Linked DNA regions of Homo sapiens: region 2 is linked to region 1. Evidence: read pairs that join two places in POLR2A ChIA-PET (ENCODE). Cell type or tissue: PC-9. All regions are shown on one strand. Each heading gives the region's core, and the rest is flanking DNA. Links, peaks and the distances in the headings are about the cores only.

Evidence for each region. ChIA-PET counts read pairs that join two places held together with the same protein. Peaks named below come from ENCODE experiments on the same cell type or tissue, not always from the same donor. Only the 100,000 strongest peaks of a DNase experiment are listed, where the experiment ranks them.
Region 2: POLR2A ChIA-PET joins it to region 1 with 12 read pairs; 3 of 35 experiments call an interaction of 5 or more read pairs at or near these places.

What each region holds. Positions count from the first base shown.
Region 1 is chr19:45,776,604-45,787,002 of GRCh38, forward strand. It overlaps DMPK (DM1 protein kinase), which reads right to left and starts at 5,887. Exons shown (of 15, transcript NM_004409.5): 1 at 5,590-5,887; 2 at 3,175-3,266; 3 at 2,836-2,919; 4 at 2,661-2,756; 5 at 1,890-2,038; 6 at 1,524-1,617; 7 at 1,064-1,270; 8 at 724-987. The coding sequence starts at 5,749. DMWD (DM1 locus, WD repeat containing) reads right to left here. Exons shown (of 5, transcript NM_004943.2): 3 at 8,991-10,268; 4 at 8,038-8,112; 5 at 6,344-7,687. The coding sequence ends at 7,640. RefSeq lists an enhancer at 372-1,105 and a silencer at 2,949-3,118. In PC-9, for the core only: a CTCF peak has its summit at 6,585; DNase peaks (open chromatin) are centred at 5,108, 5,388, 6,348 and 6,598; H3K4me3 peaks cover 2,685 bases; H3K27ac peaks cover 4,448 bases.
Region 2 is chr19:45,950,906-45,961,304 of GRCh38, forward strand. NOVA2 (NOVA alternative splicing regulator 2) reads right to left here. Exons shown (of 4, transcript NM_002516.4): 2 at 10,105-10,248; 3 at 2,875-3,041. Among named protein-coding and RNA genes, the nearest start is that of NOVA2, 18 kb to the right of the region's middle. RefSeq lists enhancers at 1,630-2,577, 9,432-10,005. In PC-9, for the core only: no CTCF peak of the experiment used is centred there; DNase peaks (open chromatin) are centred at 5,246 and 5,546; H3K4me3 peaks cover 528 bases; H3K27ac peaks cover 791 bases; H3K27me3 peaks cover 1,794 bases.

The sequences.
Region 1 (10,399 bases), core at 956-8,955:
GCGCCACCACGCCCAACCAATTTTTAAAACATTTTTGTAGAGACGGGGGTCTCACCACATTGCCCAGGCTGGTCTCGAACTCCTGGGCTCAAGCAATCCACCCACTTCGGCCTGCCAAATTGCTGGGGTTACAGGCGTGAGCCACCGTGCCTGGCCCCATCATTTTTTCTTGTATCCTGTTGCTTCCCTTCAGGGCACCTGCCACACTCTCCATAATTCTCTAATTCTCTAGACTGCAACTGGATGAGGGCAGGGACCAGAGCTCATCTGGTCCGTGCTGGATCCCCAGTATTGTTCAGCAAAAGGGCACCCAGAGCCGAGCAAGCATGCCATGACAGCTTGTTACACGGTGAAGAGAGACGGCCTAAGGGAGGAGGAGTCCTCTCCTGCTTCTCATCCCTCCAAGTCTCAGCTCAGATAGCTCCCCACTCCAGAAAGCCCTCCAGGACCTTCCTTGCTGAGTCAGGAGTCCCCCACCCCCTGCACTCCATTGTCTCAGCCCTGATCACTCTGGGGCCTTACTGTCTGAAGACTGCTCTGTGTTCCCCCACTGGACTGTAAGTCTAGGTCACTGCTGGGTCCTCAGTAGTAGATGGGCACAGAGCAGGTGCTCTGGGGAATGAGTGATTCAGGACCCCAGAAGGTAGGCACTGTCCTTACTCCAACTTTATGGAGGGAGCATGGGGAGGTTCCCGCAGCCGAGCAGGGGCCACAGGTACCTACCCCGCCCCCGCTCACCATGGCAGTGAGCCCGTCCTCCACCAAGTCGAAGTTGCATGTGTCGGTGGCACCTTCGAAATCCGGTGTAAAGGGGGGCACGCTGTCCCGGAGACCATCCCAGTCGAGGCCAAAGAAGAAGGGATGTGTCCGGAAGTCGCCTGCTCCACCCCGGCCCAGCCGTGTCTCCGGGGGACACAGCAACCGCTGAATGAAGTCTCGAGCCTCCTCAGGGACCCCTTCGTCCACCAGCGGCAGAGAGAGGTGCTCCTGCTCAGAGGGAGAGGAGGCGATAGCCTGGGAGCGCCTACCGGGAGAGGCCAGGTCTCCCTGCGGCCGTGCTCACCTTGTAGTGGACGATCTTGCCATAGGTCTCCGCCGTGGAATCCGCGTAGAAGGGCGTCTGCCCATAGAACATTTCATAGGCGAATACACCCAGCGCCCACCAGTCACACTCGGGCCCGTAGCTGCCTGTCCCAGGCCCACCGCCCACAGCCTGCAGGATCTCGGGGGACAGGTAGTCTGGGGTGCCCACAGCCACCAGCGACCGCACCTGGACCAAAAGGAGCAGAGCGAGGCTTGGGCCCACCCCTCTGGGCCCACCAGCTCTGGGCCCTCCTTCCAACCACTCCCCAAATGCTTAGCCCCTCCCTCTGCCTGGTCTAATACTCCGCCACACAGATGCACACTTAAGCCTGGGTCACACCACCTCTTTTCCCCTCCAAATCCAGTCCCGCTCCCACACTCTGTGCCTTCCATCCCTCATCAGCAGCCCCAGTTGCTCTGTGGCCAGGGCACTGGCTCACCGTTCCATCTGCCCGCAGCTTGAGGCAAGAGCCGAAGTCGGCCAGGCGGATGTGGCCACAGCGGTCCAGCAGGATGTTGTCGGGTTTGATGTCCCTGCACGGAGGAAAAGAGAAGGGTGGGATAAATGAACCTCCCTTCTGTGGTCCCACCAGGCTCCGCCCCTCCGGGCAGTGCCACCTGGGACCCCACTTCCTCGGGTTCCGCCCCTGTAGGGCTTCTACAGTTCTGACCCCTACTCCCAGGCACCCCCCGGTGGGCCCCAACCAAGAAGGTCCCTCTCCAGGCCCTGGCCTCTCTGGGCTCTGACCTTCCAAGAACCCGGCCAGGGAACAAGCTTGCTATCCCCTCGGCCATGCTGCACCCACCTGTGCACGTAGCCAAGCCGGTGCACCGAGTCTATGGCCATGACAATCTCCGCCAGGTAGAAGCGCGCCATCTCGGCCGGAATCCGCTCCCCAAACTTGCTCAGCAGTGTCAGCAGGTCCCCGCCCACGTAATACTCCATGACCAGGTACTGAGAAGGGGTTCGTCATGGGTGGTTGGTAGTCCCCTGAGGCCCTGATCCATCACGGATGGCTGGGACAACCCCTCCCAGAGACACCCCATCCTTGGGCAGAGACCTGCAGCCCCAGCCCAGAGATAACCATAGAGATCTGCCGGGCCAAATCAGAGACCACCTGCGGCCCCCGCCCCCGCCCCTCAAAAAAAAACACAAACAAAAAAACTTTCCTGGGATGTCACTGGGCAGATTCACTCCCCCTGAGATGTTCTGGGAAAGAGAACCCAGAGGCCACCCAACACCCAGAGAATAGGTCCCAGACACTCCTTCCCTAGGCAGTGGCCCCGTTAGAATTCCTGAAGACCTATCCCATTCCAGGTAAGAGACCCCCCGCAACAGAGACATCTTTATAAGAGTCCCCCAGATCACCCCAGAAACGGGCAGTGAAGGACACCATCCCCGTCTCAGATAGGGAAGGCCCCTCATCCACCTGACACACCCTCTTACCGCACACAGACTTTCCCACAGACGTTTCCGGGCAGCACCCCCAATCCTAGAGCTTCCTCTCCCCACCTCCTCGTCCAGTGACAGCACGGGCTCTTGTCCCTCTTCCTAGTCACCCCGGCCCGGAGCTCACCAGGTAGTTCTCATCCTGGAAGGCGAAGTGCAGCTGCGTGATCCACCGCCGGTCCCCATTCACCAACACGTCCCTCTCCTCACGGAAGCACGACACCTGCAGGGCACCCGGAGGAGCTGCAGCCGGAGACGGGGCGCGGATCCTCAAAGCCCCCCACGTCCGCCCAGCCCCTCACCTCGCCCCTCTTCAGCATGTCCCACTTGTTCATGATCTTCATGGCATACACCTGGCCCGTCTGCTTCATCTTCACTACCGCTACCTGAGGTCGAGATAGTGAGACAGAGTGGAGACGGCGGGAAAACAAAAGGGCTCGCCCAGACCCAACTCCACCCGCTTCTGCACCCAGCCGTGGCCCCGCCCCACCTGCCACACCACGCCCATTGGTCCCAAGCCCCGCCTCCAGCCCAGCCCTAGGTTCTAAGGCTCGGTCATTCATCAATTTCTAAGGCCCCGCCCCAACCCCTATGCCCCGCCCACCACGAGTCAAGTCAGGCTCCCGCCCGGTTCGGCTTACCTCGCTGAACGCCCCGCGTCCGATCACCTTCAGAATCTCGAAGTCGTCCCTCTGCAGTCGGACCTCCTTAAGCCTCACCACGATGGGCTCCGCTGGGGGGGTGGTGGGGGAAAAGAACCGAGGGTCACCAGAAAGGGCACTGGAGACAAGGGGGAAAGCCCCACCCTCTGTCTGTCTCCCCTTCTCTCTGCCTCTCAGCTTCACCCTAGGACTGTCTGCTTCCCAGGGGCTTCCCCACATAAACACCGTGTAAGGTTCTGGGGGCCAAAAATGCCCTCCCATAGAGGTGAGATGCCTGAGAAGCCCTTTGCGGGACAGGGCATTGGCCCAGAGGGCTCCAAGGGTGTGCAGGATGGTTAGGGTGGGGTAACGGAGTCTGCAGAAGGACAGACCCTAAAGAACAAGGGGAGAAGGAAATAAGACCCAGTTCTTCCACCTTCCACCCTGACTCCAGGTGACAGTTCAGGTGCAGCCAGGGCCCCACCCCCACGTTCTCATGTAGAATGTCCTGGGTAACGGCCCAGACGTGGGGTTGTATCCAGTACCTCTAGATTCAGATGCAGGTGGTTCTTGAACCACACTTTGGAAAACCCTGGATTTGGGGCTGGGGGAAGGAACAGGACAGGGAGACAAAGGTAGCATGGTCACATATCCCAGACTCAAGTGCTCCGGTCCAGCCCATCTCTCAGTCCTCCAGGAGGAGTGCTTTAGTCCTACCCCTTATTTACAGATGACAATCAGGCCTCTCAGAAGTCAAGGTCCTATGACTAGGAATGTTAAACTGGGCAGCCTGGGTGGGGGACCAGCTGGGGTGGAGGCTTGTGGCTCAGGGACTGTGGGGACAGGGAGGCCTGGACTCCCGGGGGTGGAAGAAGTGGAGGCAGGATGGAGAGAGGGATGGGTATGGGAGGGGAGGGAAGGAGAGGAGACAGTGGGTTCTGGAGGAAAGAGAGGGGTTCCGGGGGGTTCCGGGAGAGTGGGCCAGCAGGGACGAACCAGCCAGGGCTGAGGACGGGGGAGGGAGGAGAGAGCCAAGACATTGAGCCCTTTTAAGGCAGCAGGAACCCTGGCCCCCTCCCCCGCCCCAGGCCTGGCAGGGGAGGGGCCGCGAGATGCAGCTCGGGCCACAAAAGGAGTGCTCCTCCCGGGAGCGCCAGACCCCTACCCCACCCGGTCTCAGTTTACCCTGCCAACCCAACTTCATCCTCTACTAAAGGGAGGCCAGGAGAGTCATTAGGGGCTGTGGGAGGTTGGGAGAAGGTTTTTCCAGAGGCTGAATGGCCTGGCCCTTCTTGGCCTCCACCTTCCCATCTGTGAAATGGGAGGAGGAGGGAAAGGAACCAGGCCTGGGTCAGAAAGAGATGGACACAAGAGGAAGCAGGGGAAGGCGGAGAAACAGGAAACAAGTGTCACACACAGTTTGTTACACACAGGCCAAAAACCAAACACCAGTCACTGAGGGCCAGACATATGAGGGCCAGAGGGGCAGGGTGCTGGGAATGAAAGAAACCAGTGACCAGTGAGCCCGAGTCCTGGGCTTGGGGAGGAGGTGGGCAGACAAGGCAGCTGGCAGAAGCGGAAGCATCCTCCTTCCAGCCCTGGCCCCAGGCCCTGGAAAGCCCTTGCAAGAAGGGGTTTTGTGGGACAGCTGGAAGGTTGGAGGCCCTGGGCCAGGAGAACTAAAGGACGCAGGGACCCGGGGTGGCGGGAATGGTGGCTGACCCACACGGCTCATAGGAACCGAGACTTTGGGGCTGGGGGTGGGGGTGGGTGCAGAACCTACAAAAGAAGGAGACACACCCAGAAGAACCCAAAGTTGTCCCTCCTGGATCGCAGAGGAGGGGGCACTGGTGGCGCCTGTCTGCAAAGCTGGTTCTCCCACAGGGCCCGCGTGAGTCACCGCCCTCCCAGTGCCTGGGCACCTGTTGGGGCAGCTGGAGAGGCTGGCGCCGAACACCTGCCTGTCGGCTGCGCCCCTGGCAGCTGCCCCATGCTGGCCCTCCTGGCTTGCCCCAGGCCACAGGAAACCAGGGGAGAGGGCCATAGAGCCCACTTTTGGGGGGAGGGTCCTAGGAGAGGGAGCTCCCAGCATGACCCTGACCCTGACCCTGAGGCGGGGTGCAGAGAGGCCATGGGAGGCTGTTGGCAGCCTAGCCTGCTGTGACTCCTAAGCCATGGCTCTGAGTCACAGCCACCCTAGCCTCTGCTGACCTTACTCTGCCCCTCCAGAGTGGTGGCATAGGACAGAGAAATGTTGCCCCAGGGCCCAGGTCCACACTCTGAGCCCCAGGATGGGAGGATCTCCCCATGCCCATCCTGCCATCCTGCCCCCCCAACAGCCAGGCCTCTGTGCCCAGACCTGTCTCCTGCCCCACCCCCACCCCATCTGCAGGAGCCCCGAGGGTAGGCACTCACCCCACTGCAAGAAGTCGGCCACGTACTTGTCCTGGGCCAGTTCGGAGGCGCCCAGCTCCTGGTGGACGCCCAGGAGAAGGTCGAGCAGGGGCTCCAGCCCCAGGAAGCCCGGGTCCAACACCAGCTGCTGGAGCCGCCTCAGCCGCACCTCGGCTGACATGTTGGACAGGCAGCACCATGGCCCCTCCCCGGGCCGGGGGCTCGGGGTCCTCCTGTCACAGGGCCTGGCAGCCCCTGTCCAGGCCCTGGAGCCCTGGCTGCATGTCTGCCTGTCCCTGGCTGTCCCCTGGGCCTCTCTGGCCACTTCTCTCTGCGGCCGGCCGAGGCCTCCTCCCCTTCTCCCCACCCCTTGGTCCAGCCCCCCTCCCGCCTCCCAGCCTTAACCCCTCACAAGCCAGCCCCCCAAGCTCCCTCCTTCCAGGGCCCTTCAGAACCCTTCAGTGCTAGAGTAGGGGGAATGCATGGAGAATCTCAGCTGTCACACTGTCACCCCAATAAAAAGGTAGAGCACAGAGGAAGCCACAGGTGTGATGAATTTCAAGAAGAACCTGCCCATTGCTGAAACAGGGCCAATTGAGGCTGAGTGACCCAGTAGCAACCACCCCCTTGCTCCCGACAAGCTCCAGAACTGGGGGCTAGGGGGTGAGGGCTGGGGGTTGGGGCTGGGTGGGAGAAAGGGGTTGAGGCCTGGGAAGGGGACGGGAGGCCAGGGCAGCTTCTTGGGTGACTCAGAGATGGATTCCGACTCGGACAGTTAAATTTAGCCCTCAGGCTCTCTGCTTTATACCAGCTTTTTTTTTTTTTTTTTTTTTTTTTCCCAGGAGGTGGGGAAGGGGTGGTGAGGACAGGACCAGGAGGGGGCACCCTCAGAGCCTGAACAGGGGTGACCTGCTGCCCAAAGGCTGGGGGAGGAAAGTGGTGGAGCCAAGCCCTCCCTGGGCAAACGAGACCCCAAAATAGCTCCTTGGCCCCTGGCCGGGGAGCCACATTCCTGCCCAGGCTGGGATTAGAAACAGAAACATTTCGGGGGGTGGAGGGTGGCGCGGGAAGACACACTCCCTGCGGCTCCGAGAGCCAAGAGGAATCTGAGCTCTTCTTTCCAGGGTGGACGGTTCTCCAGAGTGGAAGTCGGGGCCTCCAACCGGCCTGGGGTGCCTGGGCCTTGAGAGGGCCAGGCCTGAGAAACTAGGAGGCAAGGACCGAGGAGTCCCAGCTGGGCAGGGCCTGGGAAACGTGGTCCTGGGCAGTTCTGATAATTTAAAAAACACCGAGGACTTTGATGAGGGGCCCTGGCTGCGGGCAGGATGCTCTTCTCCCCAAGAGGGTCCTGCTCCAGCCGCTGGTGTGGGTCACCAGTTGTGTGACTCGCAGGTCCGTTCCCTCCCTGGGCTCCGGCTTTTCCTGCTATGAAAAGGGGTGGGAGGCGCTGGGCTGGGAGCAGGCCTGCACTCCTCCTCTGGGGAAAGCGGACTGCCTAGAACCACAGAGTACACACACAGGTCCTCTACATCATCTCCTCCGAAGGGGACAGACCCGCTGAGAAAACAGGGAACTTTAGTATAAATAAGAGGTCCTGCGGGACAGGGAGGAACCTGAGGGGCTTCCATAATTTAACACTCTTCAAAAGCACAGACAATAGCAAGGGCAGCTGGGGTGGGGGCCGGGCGAGGGCTGGACCACCCCCGGCCCTGCCCACTCAACTGAGGGGCACACTGCAGACCTGGGGCTCTTGTGGCAGGGGCGGGGAGTCTCTCCCCAGGAGTGACCAGTCACATGCTGGGGACAGGGATGAGGGTAACACTGATGTTTCAGAGGAAGAGGTCATTGTACTTGGCAGTGGGTGGGGGACAAGGCTGAGGCCACAAGGGCTATTACATCGCCCGTGTCCGGGCCAGTCTGGGGGGCCCCCAAATTTTGTGCAGGTGGGGGGACTGGAGCAGTCCATCCATCATGGTTAGTCTTGTTAATACGTTGATCTGTGAGGTCAGCAGGGAGGGTTATGGCTAGGAGGCTGGGGGCATGGGGTTGGGGGGGCCCGATATCCATGGCTTCACACCACTGTGCCACTCGGGGAGTTGCCTGGTTGGGAGGAGATGCCCTGGGGAAGATGAGAGGGAGAGATGGGAGGGGTTAGAGACCACCTGGGCTTCAGCCAGTGTCAAGGGGAGGGAGCCAGCCCAGAGTCCCCAAAGCTGCTGCCACCCTGGCCTTGCCCTTGGGTCCGCCCTAGACCCCCCAGAGGCCACTGCTCTAGGCTGGGAACTTGCATCTTAGCTAGCTTCCTGTCCTGGCAGTCAGCACTTTCACGCAATAATCAAAGTCCTTGGCGGATCCTGAGTGAGACCATGGGGTAAGGGTAAGGGTGGGAGGGGAGGGGGAAACTGGAGCTCCCTTCTAACTTGGGAGGGACCCTGAGGTGCTGGGGAAAGAACTCAGGGACAGTCCTACCTCTACCACTGACTTGCTGGGTGACCTGGGCCAACTTCCTTCCCCTGTCTGGGCCTCGGTCTCCTCGTCTGTGAACTACGGAGACAGAGGGGTCTCTTTTAGGACTCAACCAGACTCCCCAAATCCCACCACTCTTGCCTCTGAGTCACTCAGACTGTGCTCTCAAGTTCTAGGGACTCAGGACTCTACGATTCCAAAACTGAGGATCTGAGGAACCAAGCCACGGCCTCCAGGACCCTGGGCAACTGAGTCCAAGCCCTAAGAAGCTGAGACACCCAAGACGAGCTCCGAACTTACAAGATGCCAGGCCTGATTCGCCTACTATGACCTTCCCAACGCCACAGCCCACCCAGGAGGCAAGCACATCCACCCACTGCCCATCCTACAGGCTCTGTTCTAAGAGGTGATGAGTTGGAGGTCAGAGGGGGCAGTGACTTGTCCAGGGTCACAGAGGGAGTGGGACTGGAACCCAGGCCTGGGATTCCCAGCCTGTGCCTTCAGCAGGAGGCTCAGATCCTGAGTCCCAGACCCAGGCTGGCAGCCATGCCCACAGGCTTGAGCTCGCCCCTAGTTTTGGCCTGAAGTACTCAAAAAAGTTTCACGATTTAAAAAACAGATGTTCAACAGAAATAGATTCTGGTTCGAGTGACAGGCAGTAAGACCTGGCCATGTGGGGCCCATCTGCTGCCCTTCAGACGGCCAGCCTTGGATGCCCCAATTCCTAGCTGGCTCTCACACCCACCCCTCTTTCTGCTGCCTGCTGCCTAGGGCTAGACCCCCTCACTCTAAGGATCTGAGAGGTCTTGTACTGAGACACTAAGATTTCCCTGGCTTCCCCTCACCCCACGGAGCCAGAGGCTGTGACAGCAACAAAGCCCTCTCTCTGCCAATGCCTGCCTCTTCCCACGAAAGGTCCTGCCAGGTCCCCGGCAGGCTGGTGTGGGGCCACTCACCGCCTTGCCCGGCCGGGCCCAGGTGCAGATGAGGCCCTCCTGGCAGGCAGTGATGATGCAGTCCTCCAGGAACAGGAGGACTGTGAGCCGCTCCTGGGCGATCTTCTTGCACACAAGGGGCTCCAGCAGGGGCACCTCGTGGATGCGCGGGCACAGCGCAGTGCCCAGCACCTTGGCGGGGTCCAGGCGGCTGCGGGGAACAGGGCCGCTGGGCTTCTCCCCACCACTGCCACTGCCGCCACTGCCACCCCGGCTGATGTTGCCCAGGCTGTGGTAGCGCTTGTGCTCCTTCTCTGCCCCCCGGTCCCGCCGCTCCTGCAGTGTGAGCGTGGCGAAGCGGCCAATGCTGAATGGTGTGCCAGGCTCTGCCGCCACACCCGGGCCGCCCGCCTTGCCCCCGCCAGCTGGGTGCGGGAGACTGTTGGAGCGGGACAGCGAGCGAGGCAGGGGGCCTGGGCCAGGCTCGCCACCCCTCGAGCTGCTGGCGGCCGGTGGCGTGGTGCCAGGTGTGCCAGGGAGGGTGCGGGTGCGGGCCAGGGGGGGGTGCGGGTAGAGCACGTCTTCAGTGAGGTCCCACAGGCAGAACTGCGTGTCCTGGCCCGCCGAGCCAAAGCGGTAAGTAATGGAGCCAGCCTTGGGCAGTGGAGAGAGCGGGGCGCCCCCGGCCGAGCCTGTGCCCGCAGCCTCGGGCTCCTCCTCCTCCTCTTCGCCGCTCCGCTCCCCATCAGCACCGGCTGCTGTCGCCGCCTCCTCTGCCCTTGTGGTGTAGGGGTCAAAGGCCACAGCGTTGACCCAGGACTTGTGGCCATGGCCTCGAGCCACCACGCGGCCCTCGGTGAAGGACCACACGGTGACCAGGTCATCTTCGCCACCCGTCACCACGTAGCGGCCGTCAGGGCTCCAGCACACACACAGCAGGCCCCCAAAGTAGCTCTTCATGAGCCCACGCAGGAGCATGGAGTCGAAGTGGAAGACGCGCAGGCAGCCATCCTGGCTCACACAGGCCAGGTGCCGGCCATCGGGCGAGAAGGCGAACTCGTTGAGGGGCCCCTCACCCACCGCCCACTTGGCCAGCGGGTTGCGGGGTGCCTTGCTCTTGGCAGCATAGACAGAGAAGCCCTCGCCCTGCTTCAGCAGGCTGTACTGGGGCGGGGCCGAGGCGCAGGGGTGGCTGACGTTGTACAGGTACAGGTGGCCACTGGCGTGTGATGCCAGGAACAGGCTCTCCGACTCAGGCAGCCACTTCAGATATGTCACCTTGGTCTTGTCGATCAACCGCTGCCAGGGGAGACAGTGTGGGGTTGGGAGAAGGCAGTAAAACCCAGGCAGAACTTCTCCCCGACCCAAAGTCCCCAAGAAGGCCGTTGGACATGGCCCCGCTCACACAGCAGGTGCCACACCAGGCCCAG
Region 2 (10,399 bases), core at 1,639-9,638, 170 kb after region 1:
AGAAAGAACTTGCACAAGTTCTTTCACAGGTAATGAGCAGTAGAGTCAGGATCTGATCCCGGGCCAGAGTTTATGCTCAGATTCCTAAGCCTTACCAGAAATATTGATTCAGTGGTTCTGGACAGGACCCATGAATCTGCATTTTAAGCTACCCAGATGACTCAGATATCAGCTAGGGGTGAGAGCCACTGGTATAACCCAGAAGTGGCAATCTGGTGATCCTCAGGCCCCAGTCAGCCTACAGCCATACATGTTTTTTTGACCTTCATAGTGTTTTAAAAGCAGAGTTGGCCTGGCGCAATGGCTCACGCCTGTAATCCCAGCACTTTGGGGAGCTGAGGCGGGTGGATTGCTTGAGTCCAGGAGTTAGAGAACAGCCCGCAACATGGTGAAATCCTGTCTCTACAAAAAATACAAAAATTAGCCAGGGGCCGGGCGCAGTGTCTCATGCCTGTAATCCCAGCACTTTGGGAGGCCAAGGAAGGCAGATCACCTGAGGTCAGGAATTCGAGACTGGCCTGGCCAACATGGTGAAACCCCATCTCTACTAAAAATACAAAAAATTAGCCAGGCATGGTAACAGGTGCCTGTAATCCCAGCTACTTGGGAGGCCAAGGCAGGAGAATCACTTGAACCCGGGAGTTGTAGGTTGCAGTGAGCTGAGACCAGGCCATTGTACTCCATCCTGGGCAACAAGAGCAAAACTCCGTTTCAAAAAAAAAAAAAAGAAAAGAAAAAAAAATTAGCCAGGCGTGGTCGTGTTCACCTGTAGTCCCAGCTATTCAGTGGGCTGAGGTGGGAGGATCGCTTGAGCCTGGGATGTCGAGGCTCCAGTGAGCCTAGATCATACCACTGCACTCCAGCCTGGGTGACAGAGTGTGACTCTGCCTCAGACTAATATATATTAAATAATAATAATAATAAAGCATTTTAAAGTCAGTTGATCTAAAAAATTTATGGCTTCTTTTGAAAAATTTGGAAGATGTGGTAGCACTATGTTCATGTTCCCAAAGTGCAATAATTCGGTGGATTTGAGTGGCAGCTTCTCCCTTTAAAGATGGCATACCCTCTCCAGAGAGCAACAACCCTCAAGGCTTTTGTTACCTTTTTCAATACTTTAGTTATTTAATTTATAATCCCTGGTTTGGCCCAGCTGCTGCACTGTAATAAAAGAGAAACTGAGGTCTACAGAAGGAAAGGGGCTCTGAGTAACACTGCAAGTCCAAGGCAGAAAAGAAGTAGACCTGTTTCCTGACTCAAAAATCCCATAATAACAACAGAGAACATTTTTGGGGCTAACTTTCTATGCATTATACACATAAGCTATGTGCTTTTCAAACATCAACGAACACTAACCATCACCCTTAAGGAGGCATCATAATGAATCTCATTTTACAGGTGAGAAAAATGAGGATTGGAGAAATCAAAGTCACTTGCTCAAGGTCACATAGGACGTAAGTACTGTACGGAGAAGGATTCAACTAAACAACAGAGCCCAGAGCCTGAGTTTTCAGCTATGATCTCCCTCAGTCTTTGGAACACTCGAGTAATAAGGCAGGGAATAAATCCTGGTTCTATAACCTTTCGACTCCACTGTCTCAGAGCTCCTGTGGATTAGGGGGAGGGGGTAGAAGGCTCAGGCACAGATGGTGCTGACCCCATTTTCCTTGCAACATTCACAAACTCCTGATGAACCCTGAGTCCCTTGTGGCCACGACCAAGGCGGAGGGAAGAGGCAATGCCCTCGCCTCCCTGTAAACTGTGAATAACTTGTGCGCTGCTGGTGGGAAGGGATTCGGGAGAAACCTGGCGGGGAGCGAGGAGCTTCAGCACCAAGGACAGCGTCCGCGCTACACGCCCCAAGCCCTGCGGTCTTTTTTGGGAGCGCTCCACCCTGCAGCTCTCCTCCAGGCTTCTCCGCCCACCATTTCCCCATGAGCTTAGGGGAACTCAGGCCTGTGCTCTGCCCCACCTCAGGGCAACGACAGGACCCAAGAATTCCAGATTTTACGGACTCCCTCTCTCCTGTCTTTGCCTCTAGGTAGACGTTAACGAGCCCTCGCAAGGGGCCCTCCCGTCAGCCCAGGGGTTCTCGCCCCATTGCACGGAGTACGCATGCATAGGGGAGTGGGGACGGGAGAGAAAACGGGAGCCAGCCCCGCGTTTCCGTTCCCTTACGCACTTCCGGGTCCGGACAGCGCTGCCTGCAGCTTTGAGGGGAGCCCACCTGCCCCGTGAGCGCCGTCGTCATGGCAACCGGACAGGCCCGGGAAGCGATTGGCCACTCCCTGCCACGCCCCTATGCCACTGCTTCCCCGTAACTGAGGCAACGGAGGGGCGCTGCCTTCCCCCTTCCATTCCTTCCTGGAGAGGGCTGTGTAGGAGAGGGACCCACCTCTTCTCTCGCTAATGAAACACCACCTCTACCCCCATACGTTAATTATGGAGGGAAGGAGGATGAGAGGCCATTTGTAAACTCTTCTGGATGTGGCTGAACTGTCACTGAGGTCACTTCCGGTGATAGCAGGAAGTGGGAGGCAGGTCGTTCAGAGAGACAATGGGATGAGGTGGAAGAGAGAAGAGGAACTAGAGAATCCTAGGAAGAAAGGATCGAACAATAGGGAATCATGCCACATTCTCCCAGACCTTCACTCCCTCTCTGAATCAAGCCCACTCTAAATGTTCTGGAGTCCTTTCTATTCTATTAGAGCTGACTCCCTAAAAATAATACTAACCACTACCATGTGGTCTTTGACTGATGAGATTTTTATCAGCTTTGTCCCATTGAACCTCACAGTAAGCAGTGATGTGGGAGGAATGTTTCTTTGTGAATGTCAACAGCTTTACAGCAACCCAGTCTCTGCCCCAGCTGACCTGCTTGGCTCTGTCGGGGTTCATCGTGGTTTGGGGTTGAAGGATGTTGACCACCTCAGGCTTGGTCATCGCTTGTGGGATTTCTCGGACCTTCTCGGCAATAAAGCTGTGCACAGCATTCAAGGCCTCTGCCGTGCCCTGTACTAGGCATACCCGCTCTGTGGTTCCTGTTGAGCAAGGGAGAGAGAGGGCACACTCATGAGACAGGAATGGGAACATTCCTGAGAGACAGGCCCCATTTAATGGAAGAGGCAAGCTGAGGTCCAGAGAGTGGACCTGACTGATCACACGGTGAGCCTGGGGGAGCGGGCATGGGCTGGCAGGCCATGATGGGCAGCTGGGAGAATGAGTGCCATCCTGTTTTATAATCTGCACTTCATCTCCCTCCCCTAAAACAACCTCTAGGGATGGAAGAATGATGCTTAAATGTTTTGCGATGCCCACAGCAGCCCTGGGCAGGGGAGACAGGGCTCAGCTGCCTCTTCTCAGTTCTTGCGGTTCCCTGGTTGCTTTGGCAACCATTCACTCACTCCGCCCCCCTCCCCTTCTGGAAGCAGAGAGCTCAGGCCTGCAACGGTTGCCACAGTAACTGGAACCCCCTTATCGGTCTGGCTGGCCGGGTCCTCAGCCCACCCCCAGGGGGACGAGGGACGAGGCCCTGTTGTCATGGCAACCCCTGAAAGCCTGCAGCGTTGGCCTCTGGGCTTTTTGGAGAGGATGGGGGAAGAGCTGGGGGATGGGGGAGGCAGAGGAGAGGCCTGAGTGCCTGTCTGAACCCACCAGATGGAGGGCTGAGGGGTGGGGGAGGGCAGGGGTGTGGACAGGGGAGAGCAGGGTGGGTCAAAGACTGCTCATGGAGGAGTGAGGACCAAGGAACTGGGGAGGGAGGGTCTTTCCTGGAGATTCTCCAGATACTGGCTGTGGCTCTGTCCTGGGCATCCTTCTCATTTCTGCATGAGAGTGTTAGGGAGTGGGGGCACGGGGGAGAGAGAAACTGGGGGGTATTGGGATATGTGTGTGAAAGAGATTCTGGGTGACACTGTGACCAGTGTGTGTGTCTGCGAGGCTGGTGAGTGGTGTGTGTGTGTGTGTGTGTGTGTGTGTGTGTGTGTGTACTTGAGCAGGACTAGCTAGATGATCCTAATCTGTGTTTGTAGAAGATAAAGTGCAGAGACTGCCTTATGAACAGACTATGTGACACAGTGATTCCGGTGAAGATGTTCGTGCGTGCCCTTGTGTGTGGGACAGACTTTGGTGTCGCTTTGATGATGAAGGTTATGTAGACTCTTTGTGAGACAGAGCTGAGTGTATGTGAGAGTTTGAGAGAAAGAAACAAAAGAATCTCACAAAGTGGGATAGAGGCTACACAATGAATATATACCACTTTGAGACTGGATGGCAGTGTATGTGTCTGCATTTGTGTGTGTACGTGTGTTTGTGAAAGTGAAAGAGAGACACACTTCTGGATGTTTCTGAGACTATTTGGATGACCAGTGTGAATATACACATATGTACAGGAGACAGGAAAGACCCTATGACCAGTGTGTGTGAACCTGAGAAGGAGAGACAGACAGGTAGACTCAGGTGTCAGTTTGTAGGACTTTTTGGATGACTGGTGTGTTTGTGTATGTGTGTGTCTGAACATGTGAATTACAGCGAGACAAAGAAAACTTGACTGGTCAGTGTGAGAATGTGCGTGCCTGGGTGAGCCGGGATGTGTGTGATGCGTGGAGTGTGAGTGTGTCTCTCTCTCTTTGAAGGGGATTCTGCCCCTGAGAATGTAAAAGGTCTTGAGTGTGGCCGGGTGCGGTGGCTCACGCTTGAAACCCCAGCACTTTGGGAGGCCGAGGTGGGCAGATCATGAGGTCAAGAGATCGAGACCATCCTGGGCAACATGGTGAAACCCTGTTTCTACTAAAAATACAAGAATTAGCTGGGCGTGGTGGCACGCACCTGTAGTCCCAGCTACACGGGAGGCTGAGACAGGAGAATCGCTTGAACCTGGGAGGCGGAGGTTGCAGTGAGCCGAGATCATGCTACTGCACTCCAGCCTGGCGGCAGAGCGGGACTCCGTCTCAAAAAAAAAACAAAAAAAAGAAAAAAAACAAAAAGTGTCTTGAGTGTGCACCAGGCACCGTGTGGCTGTGTACCTGTGTGTCTGGGATACCTGGGGTGTGTGTCAGTGTCCAGCAAGCACTTCAGTGCAGCACGCTGGTGACACGACCCTGACTCCTCAATTGCCATTTCCCAGTCTGGCAGGCCAGCCTCGCCATGTGTCTGGGCGTCACTGTCTGTGGGTCACTTGTGTAGCTGACATCCCCCACCCGCTTTGGGCCATGTTCCTCACTCTTACTACCCCCCCTTCCCCACCCCAGAACAATGGCTTGGTCTGAGCCAAGGGTGAGTCAGCCTGCAGTCTGCCTCCGTCTGGTGTAAATAGGAAAGGGTGTGGGTTGGGGTGGGAACTGGGGGGCGGGGTAGGGGGAGGTGGATGCCCCAGGAAGAGCTGGCCGAGGGTTTGCCTCTCTGTGAAGCTTCCTTCCAACTCAGGAAGTCTTTGACCTTCCATCCCCTTGTAGTTTTTACAAGGGGGCCCACAGGGGCTTTTGGGGAGGTTGGTTAAGCCCCACAAGAGTGTCTAATAATAGCTGACCCTTATACAACCCAAGCCTCAGGCACCATTCTAAGCACTTTTTTTTTTTTTCCCTGAGACAAGAGTCTCATTCTGTCGCCCAGGCTGGAGTGCAGCGGTGCGATCTCAGATCACGGCAACCTCTGCCTCCCAGTTCAAGTGATTCTCATGCCTAAGCCTCCTGAGTAGCTGGGATTACAGGCGTGTGCCACCACGCCCGTCTAAGTTTTGCATTTTTTGTAGAGATGGGATTTCACCATGCTGGCCAGTCTGGCCTCAAGTGATCCACCCGCCTTGGTCTCCCAAAGTGCTGGGATTACAGATGTGAGCCATCGCACCTGACCAAAGCACTTTATACATACGTGTTCACTTAATATATGAAGTAGGCAATATTATTATTGTCCCTGATTCCCTGCTAAGGACGCCGAGGCACAGAGAGGGCTCAAGATGTGTTCAAGTTCTCTTAGATGGTAGTGGATGTTCAGAGATTTGAACCCAGGTGTCTGGCTTCAGAGTCTGTGCATTCTGCTAAATTTGGGGTGCATGGAGTGATCAGCTCTATGTGTGTATCTTGGAGGGAGGCATAAAATGATGACAGTTTTATTTTTGTATTTTTGATATTAAAAAGAATATGAATGTATTAAGTAGTCATTCAAGAGTATGCACGTTGATAGAGGTATGTTATAAAACTATAAAAATGTTTTTTGAAGTGTGTGTGGTGGGACACAGTGGCTCATGCCTGCAATCCCATCACTTTAGGAGGCCAAGGTGGATGGAGGGCTTGAGCTCAGGAGTTCAGCCTGGGCAATATAGCGAGACCCCATCTCTACAAAAAAAAATATACAGGCCAGGTGCAGTGGCTCACGCCTGTAATCCCAGCACTTTGGGAGGCCGAGGCGGGTGGATCACCTGAGGTCTGGAGTCCGAGACCAGCCTGCTAACATGGTGAAACCCTGTCTCTACTGAAAATACAAAAAATTAGCTGGGCATGGTAATGGACGCCTGTGATCCCAGCTACTCGGGAGGCTGAGACAGGAGAATCGCTTGAACCTGGGAGGCGGAGGTTGCAGTGAGCCGAGATCTCACCACTGCACTCCAGCCTGGGCAACAACAGCGAATCTCTGTCTAAAAAAAAAAAAAAAAGTAGCTGGGCCTGGTGGTGCACACCTGTAGTTCCAGTTACTCAGGAGGCTGAGGTGGGAGAATCACCTGAGCCCAGGAGGTTGAGGTTGCAGCGAGCCACGATCGTGCCACTGCACTCCAGCCTGGGTAACAGAGGAAGACCCTGCCTCAATATAAATAAATAAATACAAAATAAAAAGTGTGTGTGTGTCTGTGCTTTTCTTCAGCAGTTAGGGTATAAAGCTTCAAGCAGATGTTCAACATCAGACGGTGTTTTAGAATCCCTAGGGTGGCCGGTCGCGGTGGCTCAAGCCTAGCACTTTGGGAGGCCGAGGCGGGTGGATCGCGAGGTCAGGAGATCAAGACCATCCTGGCCAATATGGTGAAACCCTGTCTCTACTAAAATACAAAAACATAAAAATAAAAAAATTAGTTGGGCATAGTGGCACATGCCTGTAGTCCCAGCTACTCGGGAGGCTGAGGCAGGGGACTCGCTTGGACCCAGGAGGCAGGGGTTGCAGTGAGCCGAGATCACGCCACTGCACTCCAGCCTGGTGACAGAGCAAGACTCCGTCTCAAAAAAAAAAAAAAAAAAAAATAGAATCCTCAGGGTGGATCTGGGCTGACGCAAGGGAGTCTGTGTGGCCCTTGCGCAGGTGCTTGCCTTTTTCTGCATTTCAGTTGCTCCATGTATGACCTGGATGGATTGAATCTAGGGCTTTGGGATCCACCACAAAGGAGGGGAGGTTGTGTGTTCTGCCCTTCTCTTGGAGTTAAGTGCCAGGTAGGTTTTTATTTCATGTAGTAGACACCCAAGTGCTGTGTGTGTGTGTGTGTGTGAGAGTGTGTGTGTGTGGGAGCATGTGTGTGAGTGGGGTGTGTGTGAGTGTGAATGAGTGTGAGAGCACGTGTGACAATGTGTGTGTAAGCGTGTGTGTGAGTGGGATGTGTGTGAATGAGTGTGAGTGTGTGTAAGCATGTGTGACAATGTGTGACAGTGTGTGTGACTGTGTGTAAGCGTGTGTGTGGGTGTGAGGGTGTGAGTGTGAATGAGTGTGTGTGAGCATGACAGTGTGCGTGTCAGCGTGTGTGAGTGTGAGCGTGTGAGACTGTGTGTGAGTGTGCATGTGAGAGTGTGAGTGTGTGTGCATGCTAACCTACTAGGCCCAGAGTGCCCTTTCAGTTTCTCCACTGTCATTTCTCACATGTTCTGTCTGCTTTGGCTACATTGACCAAACTGCTCAGCAGCCTCCGAGTATGCCATTTTGTCTTCCTGGGCACACTTCCCTGCACTTTACCTCGCTCATCCTTCCCTACTGCTCTGGTCGTCTCTTCCAGGAAGCTCTTCCTGACCTCCCTGGGCTGGGTCCTTTGTGCCACTTGGGCTCCAACTACCAACCTCTGGACTTCCTGTCCCAGCCCTGACCACTCTGGGTCATCACTGGTGTGACGTCTGCTTCCCTGACTGGGATGTGAGAACCAAGGAAGCAAGGCTGGGACATTTCAGCCACTGCTATTGTCCCCATTTCTGTCTGGCACCGGGCTGGCATAGAGGAAGTGCTCAGAGAATGTGTGTTGAATGAATGAGTGAATGAATGAATGACAGGGTGTCACGCCAGGAGTGGAGGGAAGTGTTTTTTGTCTCCTGCAGTAGCTTTTCCATTTTCCTACATTCCTGTGGGATGTAGGACTAGGATGTAGGGGGCTGTGTCCTGCTTCTCTGAGTCAGCAGCCGGCTCATGCTGTATGATCTGGAAGTTGCACGCCAGGAGTGGGGATGGGGGCTGACCACATGTCCAGGGGCTGAGGAGAGACGCTGGCTCCTGTTGCTTGTCTGAATACTGTTTGACCTGGTAGGACCAATGTCTGTCCCGCCTTCTGGGTTTCCCAGCTGCCTGGCCTGTGGGGTGTGTCAATGGGCTGGGAGGGGACGACATGTCTCGTGGCACAGAATGTGATCCAGGAGCAAGGAACCAAGTGTCCTCGGAGGAACATTCCGAACAGAGGTCTTATCCATATCTTGTGGGCTACAGGGGAGTGGGGAAAACTGGGCCAGGGTGGAAGAGAAAAGGAGGAGGTGTGCCTGGTTCACTCGATTTTTCTCTAAACCTCTTGCCAAAGCTGCTTAGTGAGATGGGAGGCTGGGGGCGGGGTGGATGGTGGAGAGAGAGAGAGAGAGAAGAGGAGAGAAGATAGAGCAGAGAGAGAATGAGAGAGAAAGAGGGAGGAGAGAGGGAAAGATAGGAGAGAGGAGAGACGGGGTGGGGAGAGAGAGAGAGACAGAGAGGGAGAGAGAGAGAGAGAGAGAGAAAGAGAGAGAGAGAAAATGAGTGCGTACTGACCCTGGGCTCCAGCTCTGGTGTTTGACCTAAAAAATCCAAGGGGATTAAGGATGAACTAGAACCAGCACTGGACCAAAGATGCAATTCAGGAGGCCTTCCCTGGAGTCCTAGATGTCGATGCTTGTCGGGCATTGGTCTTGGGAGGGAGATAGGGAGAGGTGAGAGACTTTGGAGGGAATAGAGAGAGTGGAGGGGCCTTGGAAAATGTATGGTTGGGGGAGAAGGATGGAGCAGGGGGAGAGGCAGAAAAGGGACTGGGTTTGGAGGAAGGGAAGAAAAAACCAGGAGGGAGCTGAGACTTAGGAAAAAAGAGACACAGGAAGGGAGAGGCAGAAAGAAATGTGTGACGCCCGCAGAGGAGGACCTCAGTGAGAGGGGGCTAGTAGATACTGGTTGAATGGATGATTGAACAGAGTTCAGAGAGAGAGAGGAGGAAAGGAAAAACGTGAGACTATGAGAGGTGGAGGGAAGGAAAGGATGGGGAGAGAGACAGGAAGACAAAAGGAGAAGGAAAGATGAGGGGAGGGACAGGGAAAGCAGAGGACAGATGAAGAGGACAAGAGATGGGGGGTATCCAAACAGAACCAGAGAGATGGACAGAGAGGCAGACAGAGGGGCAAGAGACAGAGGGAGGCAGAGGGGAGCAAGAGACGAGAAGTCAGAAACAGAATGAGAGGGAGACACATAAAGAATGACACCGAGACAGAGAAAACCAGTGAGACTGGGCAAGAGGGGGTGACAGAATTCCAAAGGGGGGAGCAAGTGTGTGGAACATGGCTGGCTGGCCCCCAAGCCCGGAGGGACGCCCTGACACCTGCCTCCCTCCCCACCCTCGCTCCTCCAACTGACCAGAGGGGGCAGGTGTGTGGGAAAAGACACATCTGCCAGCGCATCATGCAAATGAGCTCATGAATATGCAGCAGGCCCGTTGTCTTGCCCTGCCCCCACCCCCATCTGCTCGGCCAGGCCCCTCGGGCTGGGGGCAGCTCTGTCCCCTTAGGGGAAGGGGAGGCCCCCTCCCCACCACTGTCACTGTCCTTAGGGCAGACCTTCCCCCTCATCTAGGGCCCAGGTGGGAGGGAGAAAGGGAGGAAGGGCGGGGGGCCTAGGGCAGAGACCTGGGCCGGGGCTCACCGGGGTAGAAGTCTTTGGACTTGGAGAGCTTGATGGTGGCTCCGGTCTCCTTCTGCAGCTGCACGATGGTCTGCCCGCCCTTGCCAATGATGGAGCCCGCCGCGTAGCTGGGGATCAGCACCTTCAGGAAGTATTCGCCTTCCTCTGCGGGGGCACACAGGGTGGAGGGGAGTCAGCGGGGGAGGGGTCTTCACCTTTGGAGGGGGTGAGCAGAGGAAACCCCAGGGGTCACAGTAGCAGTATGGAGAATAATACAAATAATGATCTTCATTCACTCATTCATTCAACAAATAGT